Regions from separate parts of the Homo sapiens genome. Here region 2 is linked to region 1. Evidence: read pairs that join two places in POLR2A ChIA-PET (ENCODE). Cell type or tissue: PC-9. All regions are shown on one strand.

Region 1 (8,000 bases):
TATCAGACACCAGTACAGTATGTGAGGAACTCCCTGAGACTGTGTACAGTGCAGTAAACAGTTACCGTTGCCATCAGGGGTCAGGAGAAATCCCCTTCCTTAAAAGTACATTGACCCAGTACTATTTTTATATTTGTCTATTTGTATTGCAGTTGGAATTTCTGACTTGAACAGGTAGAAAGATGTTATTTACTTAAATATTAGATGAGAAGGTTTTAGAGCCATATGCCTCACTGAATTGGTATTATGCTTCCCTTAACACTGGTTGGAGATACTGTAGTAATATCACCTGTGACTTGAAAGTCCATAGTGTGCCTTTGACAATATGAGTATTTTCAGTTCTGGGAGAAAAAAAAAAAAAAGTAAGGTTCTAGACAAACCTCTTGCTTTTCTGAACCCTACCAATTAATGTAGCCATGGATTTATTTTTTAAGAACTTTGGTTTTGTGGCAAATCATAATTGTCTGTATAGCTAATAAAGATTCATTAACAGCATTATACATGAACTGCTTTGATTTGGAGGTGTTGGGACATACAGGCAGGAAAGAGGACAGAGCTCCCTGCCATACAGGATTTATTTTCTGGTGTGTTTATATAGTTGCGTATTTCTAAAACAGTCTCCAAATGAAGCAGTATAAGGGACAGAATTTCTCAGAGAGTGATTGTAGGACTGTTATAGGTCCTTAAATATTATTTTTTAAAGACGAAGGACAATAAAACTACTATTTTTGTTGACAAAAAAAAAATCAGTGTTACAACTTTGTGAACTCTTAGAAGTTTGATAACTTAAATGGTGATCTTTGAAGTTACCAGTGAGATATTACATGAAATATAGGAATTTACTTAAGATTTTTGAAATACTGAAAATAACTTACAGGCACTGAAATCATTTCAAGCTAGAGAACTGAATACCAAGCTGATAGTGCAAATCTTCTAGAAGATCCTCTGAAAAGCAAATGAGGAGGTACAAACAAAATTTTGATTAGCCTCAAAATTGGGAAGAATTTAATGTGGGCATATAAAAGTTAGTTTAAAAACAAAAATTTGCATGTGTGCTCTCGTGTGTGTGCACACATGTGTATGCTCATTTCTGTGTATTCATGTGCATGTTTGAGTATATATATCATATATATACATATATATGTACATATAATCTCCATCCCCAGAGAAATACCAGATAGCCTAATTTTCCTCTCATGGATATTATATTTTACTCTTTTAGACAGATGTTTATATATAATGAACACCATAGTCCTAAGAATTAATTGAGATTGGAACTATAGCCCACTTTGCAAAAACTGTAGATATTACTGCTGAGTGATAAATTCAAAATGGATCATTGGGTACAACTTCTACATCGGGACGGAGTGCACGTCCTTAACCTTTTACGGCCACATCAGCTTTTGTTGTCTTGTACATCCACAACACACTGTAGACAATCAGAATGCCTATATTGTCTTCAGTATTCAATGTGGACCAGCCACTTAAGTGATCACTAATACCTTATTTTCCCAATTCTTGCCACTTACTAATTGCCTGATAATATTACTTTTGGGGTATTAAAATATTATCTGTGATTGTTCATCTTTTACATACATTCAATGATGCTGGAATTGGGAGTTTGGCCTCATCACTTTGCCCATAATTGTACATAACATTGTCACGGAATATAATCAATCACCATAAGGGTAACAGTGTACCATCAGAGTTAGGAGTAAGATGTAGGCAGAGACCAGTTCTTTTGTGATTACAGAAGTTTTACTCTCCTCTGAGAATGACGCATGCAAGATAATCTTGTCAATATTATAAAGTGCTATTGAAGCAATATCTAAGCAATAAATCTTCATATAAGCTAATTTCATATTTATGTACACAGTGCTCAACATGTTAATACAAAGTATATAATACTTAGTGTCTTAGTTTAGCAGTAATGTTGAGCAGGTAAATGACATTTCAAGATAATACCATAAGTTACACTTTAATTTTAAAATAGTATTTTAAAAAATTTCCCAGAAATAAGATTATAAAATTATAAACCCTCCAGTGGAGTATAAAGAATTTAGAAATTTGAATTTTTGAACTTCATTTCCTGTTAGAGTGAAGTTAAGAATGTAGTTTTCTCATCACTGTTTGACATACAGATTGTGTTTGTGTGTGAAGGTAGTTACACCCTTCACAGACTTTTTAGCATTTCTTAATTTTTATCATTCATGTCAATTTAGATAAATGTAGATGCAGAAGTATTTTTCTACAGGAGAATTTATAAATAGTTTATTATCAATTTTTGGACGTGAGTACATAATTTTGCCACATAATAAGAAACTTAAATGTGTTCAGTAAAGAGTCCAGAAGCTTAAAGTGAAGATCTTTTAGGCATAGGAATTGTAGTCTTAAGCTATTCAGTCTCTTCCTAAATACTCTCAGCATAACTGACATTCACTTGTTTAATATCAGACAGTATCCTGTTCACAACCATTTCCTCTGGGCAGTCATTTGGACTGCTTTCCTTTCTGTTTTCTGGCATGTGCCATATTTTCTGCCTATGTTCTTTATTTTTAAGAATGGTCTTTCTAATGTGTTCAGTTACTGTCTGTTTACAGTATGTCTTCCAGGAGAACACATTCCATTTATAGTATCACTTTCAGCAAAAGAACTCAGCTCTCTTTTTATATATGACTTATTAATTAAAGCTCTAAGCACTGCTGTAAGTCATCTAGGTAATCGTCTTCATTTACAAAGTATAACTGTAAAATAAGGAGGTTGTTTTACAAATTACAAGTGAAAATTAGTCCCATTGCCTTATAGTCATATTCCCAATTTACTCTACTTTTGTCCCTGCGAGAAAGGCACCTGCTTTTCAGAATAGATTTGTATGACTCAAAGACAAACTGATTTTTTAATATGCCAATAATATGTAGTCGGTGCTTTAAATATTAGATATTTAATCTGTTTATTTAGCAATCCACATATCTCCTATACCAGAGCGGCAAACTTGGATAAAGCACAGGAACAAATATAAGATAAACATAACCTCTGTCTTTTTGGATTATATTCTTTCTGCATCAGTTATTATGTATATATGTAGTGAGCTCTATGATTGAAGATAAAAAATTTAATAAATAGAATAGTTCTTAGCTCTAGAGACTCACAGTCTACTGGGAGGGGCAATCATGTAAACTAATAAACTCATAAGCAAAGCATGATCAGCAGGGGTTCAGTGTGTGGAGGAACAAGACGTCTTGCAGGAGATAGCATTTCTGAGGCAGAGGGAGAGTTAAGGCATCAACATAAGTAACCTGATGCATTATGGAACATACTTAGTAAAATGAAACTATTGAAGAAACAAATGTTTATTAATAAATATTATTTCTTTAATAAAATAACCTTTCATTTGAACCCTACTTTATAATCTTCAAATTACTTTCATGTTCATTGTATAATTTTGCCCTTATAGCTACTCTGTGAGGAGAACATGAGACATGATCCACATTTTACAGGAAAGAAGACAAGAATAATGTATTTATGTGGTTTAAGGCCACTTAGTCATTGAAAGAGCTGTTGTTATTGCCCAGAATTACTGATTTTTTAACTAGAAGCTTTTTCTGCCATTCTGGGTTTTAAAAATATTTGGATTCTTACCACCACCATCAACAACCACCCCCAAATCAAACAAGTGTTACTTCATTGTTATATGTACACCTTTGCTTTAAAAAAATTCTTCTGGAATTCAAGAACCTGAATTAGAACTAAATCTAGAATAGATGTAGTAATTGTCTGCTGTGTGCCTCTCTTTTTGTTATATCCTCAGAGGCTCCCCTTTCTCTAAATCCTTTTCTGCTCCTAGTTTAATGGCAAAATACCTGCAGAGAAAAAAAATCCGACAGTGTAACATGGTAGCTAGAAGCTAGAGCTCTAGAATTAGGCTTTCTGGATTCAGATATTACCCATTGTGTATGCTTAGTCATTTACTTAAAACTTTCTGAGCCTTGCTTTTCTTGTCTCTGAAATGATGATAATAATAGGATATGTACCTCACAAGGTTGTGAAGATTAAACGAGTTAAAGCCCTCAAAATAGTGTCTCACACATCATAGGTCAGTAAATGGTGTTAATGTTGTTATTGTTGCTATTATTATTAAAGCATGCTAATGATAGTTCTTTTTATTTATCACTTCCAGCTATAAGCATAGAAAAGGAAGGGAATGAAAGTATTTTACTCTTTTCTTTTCCATTGCTAGGCCAAGGCCTGAGAGTGCAACCATTATTCCAATATAAGTAAGAGCCAGAGGTCTTCAAATGACCTTCAGTGATAACCTCTATTAAATTTCTCCAGACCACTAAGCTCTTAACTTTCTGATCTGTCATGAGAGGAGATGGGAAACAATTTTCAATATCCCTTATGCTGAACCTGTGTGCCCCTGAAGTAGCCTGCTTTTATTCATCCATTTCACTTCTAAATTGTGAAGCCCCACCTCTTAACCTCTCAATGGGAAATCATTTTCAGTGCAAACTGCTGAATCATACCTAGTTCCTCTCCAGCCTTCTTAACCCATGGCACCTCAGTTGGGCATAATAAAGACCTGGCTCTTGGCAAGTTGAATACAAAAGTTACCTCTCATTCCTTCTCTGCTGCAGTTCAGTTTCTAAACCACATAACTGGATTGCCCAGGAAAAGAAAATGTGGTAGTCGCGAGAACCAATTTATGCTAAGACAAGGAGGTGTATTTCACAGGGTGTGTCTGTTCATGACATCCATACCACTCTCACAGCATTTTTGCCAGCTGCCTTGGCACTATAAAAACAAGCAAGCAGGCTTGGAGTGCTATGTAAACCAATTGAAAAAAAAATAGAAACTAAGAGGTGATTAAGCAAGAAGTTAGGTGATAAACCCATTGCTCAGTCAGCAGGGTCTTATTGCGAAAGGTGAGCAACTTAACTCCAAAGGGAAACCCCATGTAAGATGAAAACATTTCAAGAGCTTCCTACTGCCAAGCCGCACAGCAATGAAACAGAATAGCTATGGAGATCTTTGGGCAGTATTGCCATGTGTACCCACGGTGATTTATGCTACATCGGACACCTGGGGAAACCCTGCTGCCCTAAGGCCTTGCATCCTCTGTGACTAAAGTGAGTAAGGACTCAATACTGGTTGAAACTGAAAGTTTGCTTCATTTTAACACAGCCTCTTCTTTAGTAGTACTCTGTGGTTTATTATTAAATATGTAATTCTCATGTTATGTTTATTCTTCAAAAGAATAAAAACGGACAAAAATTATTAACTCTAATAAATAGCACTCATTTCTCAGAAAATAAGTTCTTCAGAGAACTAATGAAAATCCCATCTAATAAACACTAATTGAGCATCAGTAGGTGTAGTAACAATATACTGCAACTGCTAAAATAACCACATGACAGTTTCAATGCAGAAATTACAAGTAGTAAAGCTTATCTCTACTTTGGTATATGCAAATAAAGTAAGATAAGCATTACTTCATCTCATTATTGTAGAATAAATTTCTTTTGTACATTGATAATTATAATAAAATTTAGATTACATGAATGAAAACAAATATGTTACTTTCTAACCCATCTTGTGAAATTACAGAAATTTTATATATTAGCAATCAATTGAAATGCCTATTTTTTCTTACAAGTAGTTGAAGTTAGTATCCTACCACAAGATAAAATGTTAATAGTTTCTCCTCTAAACCTGCATATGATTTTAGAATAATCACTATAAATCTAGAATGCACTGGGCATGTCTTTCCAAAGCTTAAAATAATTGGTGATAAAACAGCTCTTACAAAAGTTGACATTTAGGTCATACTTGCCTTTTTTGTTTTCTATGACATAAATATTATTTCTTTAATCCAAGAAATATTATTTCTTTAATAAAATAACCTTTCATTTGAACCCTACTTTATAATCTTCAAATTACTTTCATGTTCATTGTATAATTTTGCCCTTATAGCTACTCTGTGAGGAGAACATGAGACATGATCCACATTTTACAGGAAAGAAGACAAGAATAATGTATATATGTGGTTTAAGGCCACTTAGTCATTGAAAGAGCTGTTGTTATTGCCCAGAATTACTGATTTTTTAACTAGAAGCTTAATAATGGGTACATCATATTAGGCAAAAATCATCTGTTTTAAAACATCCAAAATATTTGTGGGATATAAAAATATCTGACATGATTCCTGCCCTCAAGGAATTTCTGCCCCCTCCTAAGAAAGAAGATAAGATTAACATATTGGAAAAGTAGCAAACAAAATATTATGCTATTGTGTTAAATTAAAAATTATGCAGAAATGTTCTTAGTATTTCATCAGGAGAGAGGTCATTTGAAATTGATGGAATAGAAGAAGGCCTGGGAAGATATACAGAACTGAAGCCAGGCAGTGGAGAATAGGTTGGGATTTAAATGAACAGATGGGGAAAGGCCATTCTGAGAAAAGGCCATTCCAGGCAAGGGTTACAACATAAAAGGCCACATGTTGTCACAGGACACCAAAGCAAGTGACCAGACTAGAGTGAATTACTGTGGGAGGAGCAGAGAGAAATATTAGATAGCTGATCAGTAGAGTATGATTGTTTATATTCTTTAAAAAGATTAGACTTGCCAAAAAAAAAAAAAGAGTTGTTTGGACATTAAGTAATGAAAGCACATAAACACAGACTCTGCTCTGAACTTCTATCTATGACATGAAAGAATGCACTATAAGGTGACTAGACAAGCTATTTTTAGGTGGCGCTGCTCCCAGAAATAGACATCATAATTTCTCTTCTGACAAAAGTAGGTTATTTTGTACCACAGTGCAGTCTGCATTCCTGAAAATTTCATGTAAACACTTTCAAAGAGGGATTCCTTCCATGAGAGGGAAAAATAGTCCCTTTGTATGTCTTAATTATGTAGAAAATAGTCATGTCTTTTTAAATAAAATGAAATAATTTATCTTGCTTTCTGGAAAAAATATGAAACAGGTAATTCTGTATGTTTCAATATATCTCATCAATTGCATATATTTAATTTATTGCTAATTAGTACTTGGTCCCTCAGTATTCCCCATTGTCATTGACATATACAACATATTAGCTTGAACATTGAGCTATGAGGTCAGGAGCTTTTGTGGGCCAGGTAGTTTGTTCTTAGTCTCTAGCTCCAGCCCACTGCCTTTCACGTTCACACTGAGAGTGGGGAGATCATCACTACCCAAAAGAAGTTCAAATAAATAAGTTAAACAAAGGAGAGCCACTGTCTCGTCATCACTATGACCTTGGATGCCACATCTGCACAAACAAAGCAATTTAAATTTTTAATGTGACTGTTTTCCCTGAAGTAAACTGGCATAGGCAAAATCCAGTAAATTCTTATTGAACTTACTTAGCTACAGTTGATGTCCTCTTATATTTGTGAAAATCTGAAACACAAGATAAATGTGAAATACAAGAATCGTATGGGGGAAGAAGTTATCTTTTTCTTTTTCTTTTTTCCTTAATTTACTTTTATCTGAAAATGTCTTTATTTTGCCTTATCATTGAAAGAGGCATTGAATCTTTCAATGGTTGGCAGGTTCTCCTCTACATCCTTCCAACCCCATCCTCCCCACCCTCATTCCCATTCCCCCAGCCCTGTCTCCCAGCACTTTTTCAGTATTTTAAAAAATATTTTAAATTGTAATAGCTTTAGGGGGTACAAATGGTTTTCGGCTACATGGATGAATTGTATCGTTAGCCTTTTTGTAACATCAGAAGGACAAAGTTTGAGGATAGCATGTAATAAGACATTAAGATCTGATTATAAGCCATTTTATTAAAGTTTTCCAGTATGTAACAGTTTAAAAAATTATAAAGTCATTCATCCCTATATTTCAAAAGTATAACTGCAATGCAAAACCTTTCATGAGTTAATTGGGCCACATGTCAGAAAGAGAGTTGAATTTCACAGTATGTGATCCTCTGTTTCATTTCAACTCATTTTAGATTTTCAGAGTCAAT
Region 2 (8,000 bases), 340 kb after region 1:
GGCTCAGGGCAGGTCTAGAAATAATGTCCAAGAGCCAAGGCCTGGAATCAGAGACTCCAAGATTGTGCTTGGCACTCTACCCAACTGTGGTCAAGCTGATTCCTAAGGTGCAAGGCAAAGTCCCCTTTAGTTTTCCCTCTGCTTTTCTCAAGCAGGAGTCTTACTGATATAGGAGTTAAGAGGAAACTACTTAGGCAGATAGTGAAGGTATGGGAGTCCTCAGTAAGGTTATCCTTTTTAATGAAGAGCAGCCCCCAAATCATTTTCTAATAAAGAGTAGCCTGTAAAACCAAGCTGCAGACATAGACAAGCAAGCTGGAAGCTTGCACGGGCGAATGCCAGCAGGAAAAAGCTACCTAGGACTTGACATGTTCAAAATGGTGACTCCATCTTCCCTTCCCTTTGCCAGTCACTTGTAGGAACAGACCAGATGGTGCCAGCCAAATAGTCCATTTGCATAATAAGATTAGGATGGGATGACTAGCCTTTCCCTTGTGCTATGTAAACATCACACCTGGTTGAACCAATCTGTGAGCCCTACATAAATCAGACGCCACCTCCCCAAGCCTGCCTATAAAATCTGCTGCAGTCACAGCTCTTCTCTTTTCAGATGCCTCTCTCCCAAAAGAGAGAGACCTGCTCTCCTCTCTCCTTTCTTCTCCCTATTAAGCTTTCTGCTCCCTAACACACTGTGTGTGTGTGTCCGTGTCGTTAATCTTCTCAGCACAAGATGACAAACCCTAGGTACTTACTCCAGACAATGATGCCACTTCATTACCATAGCCACCATAGTTGTGAATGTGCTGGGTCTCACCTGATGCCCAAATGTCTCGGAATCTCACCAAGACCCATGGCGTGCTACCTGTGTATCACTGCTGGTTATTCAGGGCCAAATGGCTCTTTAGTCAGCAGGTGATGGATACTGCCAAGACTGGGTCCTTTCCTTCAAGGAGGTGGTTTCCCTTCTGGCTCAGGGTGTATCTAGGAATGTTGTTCAGGAGCTAGGGCCTGGAATGGGGGCCTCACAACTCTGACCGGTGCCCTATCCTACTGTGACTGAGCTACTATACAAGATGAAAGACAAAAGTCCTCTGTACTCTTCCCTCTCCTCTCCTCAAGCAGAATGAAGGGGTTTCTTTTGGAGACTCATGCTGTGTTTCCTGGGGTTGGGGGAGGGGAGGTGCAAGCACTGCCTTAGCTGGCCTGGCCAGTGCCTTAGTAAGTCGAGTGCCCCCAAATTCCACTGGTTCAGAGCCCAGCTCAGAACTAGGGCTTGTAGTCTTTGTGGCCTAGATTGCCTTTCAATCTGGGGCCTGAGAACACTTCAGCCCATGGTGGTGAGGCTTGTGAGAAGCCGGAACTCAAGTTTCAACTTCTGGGTTGGGCAATTCCACTATGGCTCAGGCTGGTCTGAATGCTCCCTTGGTGGGCGGGCATCAGCGAAGTTCAGCCGGGTTTTGCTTTCTGCTCTGACAGGGCAGCACGAAGTTCAATGCAAAGTCTCACAATCGCTGAGCTAACCCTCTGCCAAAGGGCACAGATTTCTCTGCACCATGGGGCCACTGTGGAAAAGAGTGTGTGAGGAAAGAGGCGGGACAGGTGGCTTCAGCATTTCAAGATGGCCTCCTACTCTATTCATTGCCTCTTTCAGCAATATGAAATTAAAGCCAGGTACTGTGAGTACTCACCTGATTTGTAATTCTTATGAAGGTGTTTTTGATGTAGATAGTTGTCAAATTTAGTGTTCCTGTAGGGGCGACTATCAGCGATGACTTCTATTCCACCATTTTACTCTGCCCCTTTCCACCATGACTTCTATATGCATTAGTAAACTAAGAATTTTGTGTGACTCACTTTATTGAGATATTTTTATTATAGGGGTGGTCTGGAACCAAACCCACAATATCTCCAAGATATGCCTGTATATCCAGTGTAGTCAAGCTTACTATCATTATACTGCCCTGATTCTTTTTCTCATGTATTTTTCCCTCTTAGAGTCTTTTGCTGATTACTTTTGCCACCCCTGTGCTGGGTCCAGTACTTAAACGTGGACCAGGTACTGTGTAGCATTGCTGTGATAAGGTTCGGGTATGCAAAAAGATTTCTAAAGTTTAGGTCATAAATAGGAATAATCTTTTAAAAAAAGTCAGCAACATAATTTTTTGTTTTATATGAAATATAAAATCTTGCCCTTTGAGCCCTTTGGCTAGAGTCTTAGAAATAAGAAGTCACACCTGATACGGTGGAGACCTCATTTTCTGGCCCCCCATAATCCATTCACTTTTCTTTTGGTGATCACGTATCCCAATCTCTTTGATGAACCACCCTTCTTCTCTGAGGACAGGTGGTTTGAGTGAGACTGACACCAGTCAAGAATTTGGAGGTGGAGCACATGATCCTGGCCTATATCAATCGGTTTGTATTTTATTTGTATTTTTCCAGTGATTGGCATTTTGCCTGGTATGTACAAGGAATTCAACATAGATGTGTTGATTTTAGGTAGAGAGGAAGATGCATGTTCTGTACTAATAATATTCTGGTTAAAAAAGGAAAAAAATACATAAAGGAAAATAAATCAGCAAGATTAGCTTATTAAGAATGGATATAGGAAGTGTAATCACAAGACACTTTTACTTGTGCAATCATGAGTCCTGTTTATCTTACACTTGTTGACTTGGAGGCAAGTCTTTTTTAGTAAGCAACTCTTTCTTTCTCTTTTCATATCAGTGAGTCTAACCTTTTTTCTGCCTATTTTTCTACCAGTATGCCATTTCCTAACACTGAAACATCTCTCACTTTTCCTATGCTAAGCAGCATCTGTTCCTACCTTCTATGAGCCTCTGGCACACACTTCGTTGTGCCTTCTCAAAGGTCGGCTGTGGGGCATACACTAGGAAAACGCTGCTCCATTTAACTGGACCCTTATAAGGAGTAAACTCAAGTATTTGTGTGGTTATGGCAGTCACAATTAGCAGATAAGTAAGTCATCAGTTGGCTCATGTATTATTTAGGGCAGGTCTGAGTGCACAATTGAGAGTCTGTTCAGGTGAAACAAATGAACTATCATGTCGCCCTGCCTAAAATGTGAATTACTAACACCCAGTAAAATGGGTGACCTTGCAAATACTGATGCAATTAGGAAAATGTGCTTCTCCTTCCTGTAGGATTAAATGAACTCTGAGAATAAAAATTTTGTCCTTTGGAAATTGAAATGTGTGTGTGTGTGTTCCCAGGTACACTCCAACAGCTATCCACTGACCATAATACAATTAAACAGATGACTTCAAGAGGAGCAAACTGGAATAGCCTTTTCACAATCAGAGTGTTCTGTGGGATATGAGGTGCCAAGCAACACCTTGGGTGTCCTGCTGGAGGTCTAGGGTACTATGTCAAGCAGACAACTTAGTCTTGGGGAAGTATTCTATGAGGATAGTGAGCCTGAAGTAAGACCAGCATCTGTGAGCTTGTGTTTGTATTCCCTAAGGGTGGTAACTCTCAGAGAAGAGGTTAGAGGAAGGAGGGCTTTCTAGAAAGTTCAAACCTGAGTTCAGAAAAGAAGCTCAAGAGCAATGGATGCTCCTGAAGAGAATATCCTGACTGAAGAATCCCTAATTTCATGGTTTTTTTTATATTAGACTTTGGGAATATTTAGAGATTTTTCTTTAATTTTCTGTCATGGACACTCTAAATCCCTTCAGATGACCAAACCCATTAGGAAACTCTGATATACTTCAACGGCGTTGTGCGATATTGCTATGGTGACTGAAGAAATGGAATAGAAAAGGGGAGGATGTCTTCGGGGAGGAGATACATTATTTTTGAAGGGATTGTGTCTTGGAATTTCAGGTAATACCAAAAACAGATTAAGGAGATGGCAGAGCTGAGAGAAGTCAGAGTGGTGTATCATGTGGTAGAGCAAGTAGTGGTGGACAATACAACTTGCGAGAGAGATATTTCAACGCCTTTTCACTCCTTTCCAATCTAGAGGTTGTTGATACTCAAAAGGGAGGTGGGAAGAGAGCAAGGTGAATTACGCATAGATGGAGAAAACTAATGAAGTAAAAAAAAAAACCCTAATATTTCTTAATGCTAATAACTTTACATACATCATTATATTTAATCCTATACTCTGTGACATCATATCTCGATTTATTATGTGGTTGCATCTGGAAGACATGAAAAATGAAACAGGTAAATTGAATGGCTTGTCTCAAGTTCCACAATTAGAAAAAAATCTGAGCAAGGAGAGAAAAACCCAGGTCCATTTGATTCAAGTCCATATTCTTTTTTTAACATGTGTGATTATGATTTAGATTACTAAGAGATTTATAAATTATATTTGTAATTATAATTATATTTTATTTTTTGAGAGTTATACAGTTATAAATCTTATATTTGTAATTATATTTTATATTTTTAAGAGTGTCTTACACAGCTATAAATCTTGCATAAGTAATAATGGGACTTGTTAGTCAGATCTTTTACAGAAATAGGTTAATATTTATACAACTTAAAAAATAAATCAAAATTAATTTGATTTTCAAATTATTTACTCCCTCTACTGGTGACTTTTTGAAGTGATATAAGTGCAATAGATACGTAGAATGTGACCTCCCATAAGTATCTTTCTGCGCACGTGTGTATGTGTGTGTGTGTGTGTGTGTGTGTGTGTGTGAGAGAGAGAGAGAGAGAGAGAGAGACGGAGAGAGAGAGAGAGAGAGACAGAGAAATACATATGACTTATAAATATTTCTGGTGAAATGAATTAGGATGTAAAAATTCATCTTCCAGTGGGTAACTTGATGCCCCAGAAACTTTTACAAAAGGTAAAAGTTTTCCTGTGGCTTACTATGTTCACAATATAAGAATAATGTGTTTCTTTGATCTGTGCTGAATATTCTTTAGCAAAATCATAAAGGCCTTTTGTGAATGTAATTCTGTTTCATGCTAATACAAACACATAGATACAAGTTTTATAATCTTCTCTTTCATATTTCAACCTATGAACTGGGAATATTAGTGTAAGTTGGCAAGATACTCTTTCCATTTCCAATTTTGTAAGCATTTTAAATACAAATTGTAGAGAGATCTTATTAACACTTGTAGACTTTGCTTTCAGCCATGACAGACAGACAAGGACGTAGAGAAGAGGGCTAAAGCAATAAATTCTTTTTTTTTTTTTGCCTTTTGCAAACATTAATAATGTAAAGTTATGTAGAGCATTTCAGTTTAGCACCCATGTGCTGAATGACAGAATGGTAGTAATCTGTGTAGAAACTGTGACTTTGACTTTCACCAGATTTTTCATTTTTCCTTAGAAAAGTTTCAATTCTATAGTGAATTCAATTGTGATGCCTTTTGGCTATTTTAGATTTTGGAAACAAGCAGAGATTAGAATTCTTCCCAGTGAATCATAGTAAATGTTATAACCAAATAACAAAGTAGGAAATACAAATAGTTGCTATGGATAATTCAGGAAGTAGTTTTGCAAGATTATTAAAAGCTTAGATTTGAGTCAGGTAAACATGATTTGAATCCTGGATGGCCATCCATTAACTATTTATTTTACTTTTGGCAAGTTAATTAATTATATAGGTTTTAAGATGTTGAAATAATCTGATATATCTAAGTCCAGACTAGTAATTGGTGGACAGTAGTGCCCAATTACTATTCTCAATTATTACTAAAGAGAAATATAAATTTCATTAGTAAAGTAAATAAAGTTGAATAAAAATAACCATGATGTATATGATTTCACAAATTACAAAGTTTTGATTTTTAAAAAATGATGCTGGCAAGGGTGTAATAGATAGGTATCCCTACATATGAGGTATATGGTTCTTCTAAAAAGCAACATAAGAAAGAAAAATATCTTTTTCTTTGGTCTAACTACTATACTTGTAGTAATCTTTAAAAGATTAAAACCCGAGGCAGCCAAATATTTATAAAAGAGGATATTTGCAAAATGATTTACATTACAGAAATGTTGGCCAGGTGCGGTGGCTCACACCTATAATCCCAGCACTTTGGGAGGCCGAGGTGGGTAGATCACGAGGTCAGGAGATCGAGACCATCCTGGCTAACATGGTGAAACCCCCATCTCTACTGAAAATGCAAAAAATTAGCTGGGTGTGGTGGCGGGCACCTGTAGTCCCAGCTACTCAGGAGGCTGAGGCAGGAGAATGGTGTGAACCCAGAAGGCAGAGCTTTCAGTGAGCCGAGAGCCCGCCACTGCACTCCAGCCTGGGTGACAGAGTGAGACTTCGTCTCAACAACAACAACAACAAAAAAAAAAGAAATGTTGGACACAGCCTAAATATCTAATAAGAGAAGCATGTTAAATAAAATGTTGATATAACAGTAAAATGAGATAGTACACCGACATTACAATGATATTTGTGAAGATACTTTTAATGTGGTAGTTATAAGTGCATAGATACTTTTAAGGTGGTAGTTATAAGTGCATTAAATAGTACTTGGTCTGTGTGGACCAGATGGGTTGGAACATGTATCCCAAGTCTAAGCCTATCAGAAAAAAATGTTCCCTTGTCTTAAAGATTGTTTTAGGGGCGTGCACCAGATCTAAACATCTCTCATTAGAGTGTACCATTGATATTTTTCTAGAAATATTGGAAAAAATATTTTCTTTTATAAGAGCTTTGGAAAACAATATCTCTCTTTGAATACAGTGGTAAGAGGGTGTAAAGTCTGGAACTGATTCTAGTGGTTTGAGTTCCATACCATAAGGGAAGCTAATATGAGGAAAAGCCAAGTAAAGAAAGTAAATCTGAGAGAAGTGAAAGTAAATAAAACCAGAGCCCAGACGAACTTTTGGTGTGTGCTTGAATCTACTTCTCCTGCTGGATTTTTCAGTTCTATGGCCAATAATATCCTGGATTTTTTTCAGCCAGTTTGAATTGGGTTTACTGACCCTTGAAATATAATAAATTCTAAATGATATACACATGCTATAATACTAAGTCAGGAAGAAATGTGACTTGAAATGATAATATGCAATGTGTTCTCAATTGTGGAAAATACTTATTCACAGAAAACTCTAAAAATGTATAAAAATATTCCTACTTAATGACCATTATTTATTTTTTATTTTTTTACCCATTTTTCAAGTTTCACATTGGGTACCCATTACTTTCATTATCTAAAATATAATATTTATTTTTTCGATCCATATCTTAGGAGGCAAACTGGGCAAGTCATTTGGAATAATACATGAAGATTTGTTTTCAGCTACCAAGGCAATAAAATGCTCCTCTTGAAATAGCAAAAAAAAAAAAAAAACCTTTTGTAATTCATAAAAATCTTGGGGAATATTTATCTCAGTGAGTTAATCTAGCCTGTCTTCCATGCAAACCAGGAATAGGGAAGTTGTTCAGTTGCAGAATGAAATTGATAAATTATCTGTGGTATAATAAGGTACTCTTCAATTTCTACATCTTTATGGAGGATTACATGCAGCTAAGACAGAAACTTGTTCCCTGCCCCTGGAAAAGATGGGCATTGTCTCTTTCCTGGGGTTACTCAGCTTTAAAAAGTTAATTTTAATTGAAATTTTCACATGGTTTTAATAACAGGAAAATAGCCACTATTATAAATTAATAATAGTGATAATGTCACTATCATCAACTGTTTTTAGATTCAGTAATGGTTCCTTTGTACAGTAAAATGCAATAGGCTGATTTCTGATTAATGCATGGTTATCAAACTCAAATATTATTTTAAAAGTGAGCAACAGTAACAATTCTTCAAAATAAAATTGTAATAAAGAGTGTTGCCACAATGTCAAAATCCCACTGCCATAAACACCCACTATTTATCCAAGTGTTTCTGTGGCTTTGGCTGTTACATTAATTTCAGTATTGGTAGGCACTATAGAATTGTTCTCTCATCAAAGCAATGAGTGGAAAAGTACAATTATATATTCTCCAAGTCCTTATTTTTAGCGGATGCCACTTTTCTATTAGATTTGGGAGTGATATACC

Evidence for each region. Peaks named below come from ENCODE experiments on the same cell type or tissue, not always from the same donor. Only the 100,000 strongest peaks of a DNase experiment are listed, where the experiment ranks them.
Region 2: POLR2A ChIA-PET joins it to region 1 with 5 read pairs; 2 of 35 experiments call an interaction of 5 or more read pairs at or near these places.

Annotation. Positions count from the first base shown.
Region 1 is chr10:52,252,496-52,260,495 of GRCh38, forward strand. The region is part of intron 10 of PRKG1 (protein kinase cGMP-dependent 1); the gene reads left to right. It overlaps LOC124902425 (a long non-coding RNA gene), which reads right to left and starts at 1,022. Exons shown (of 2, transcript XR_007062145.1): 1 at 876-1,022. In PC-9, no CTCF peak of the experiment used is centred here; a DNase peak (open chromatin) is centred at 4,946; H3K4me3 peaks cover 1,000 bases; H3K27ac peaks cover 2,084 bases.
Region 2 is chr10:52,590,868-52,598,867 of GRCh38, forward strand. The region is part of intron 1 of LOC105378305 (a long non-coding RNA gene); the gene reads right to left. Among named protein-coding and RNA genes, the nearest start is that of LNCAROD, 120 kb to the left of the region's middle. In PC-9, CTCF peaks have their summits at 4,582 (motif pointing left) and 4,781; no DNase peak of the experiment used is centred here; H3K4me3 peaks cover 365 bases.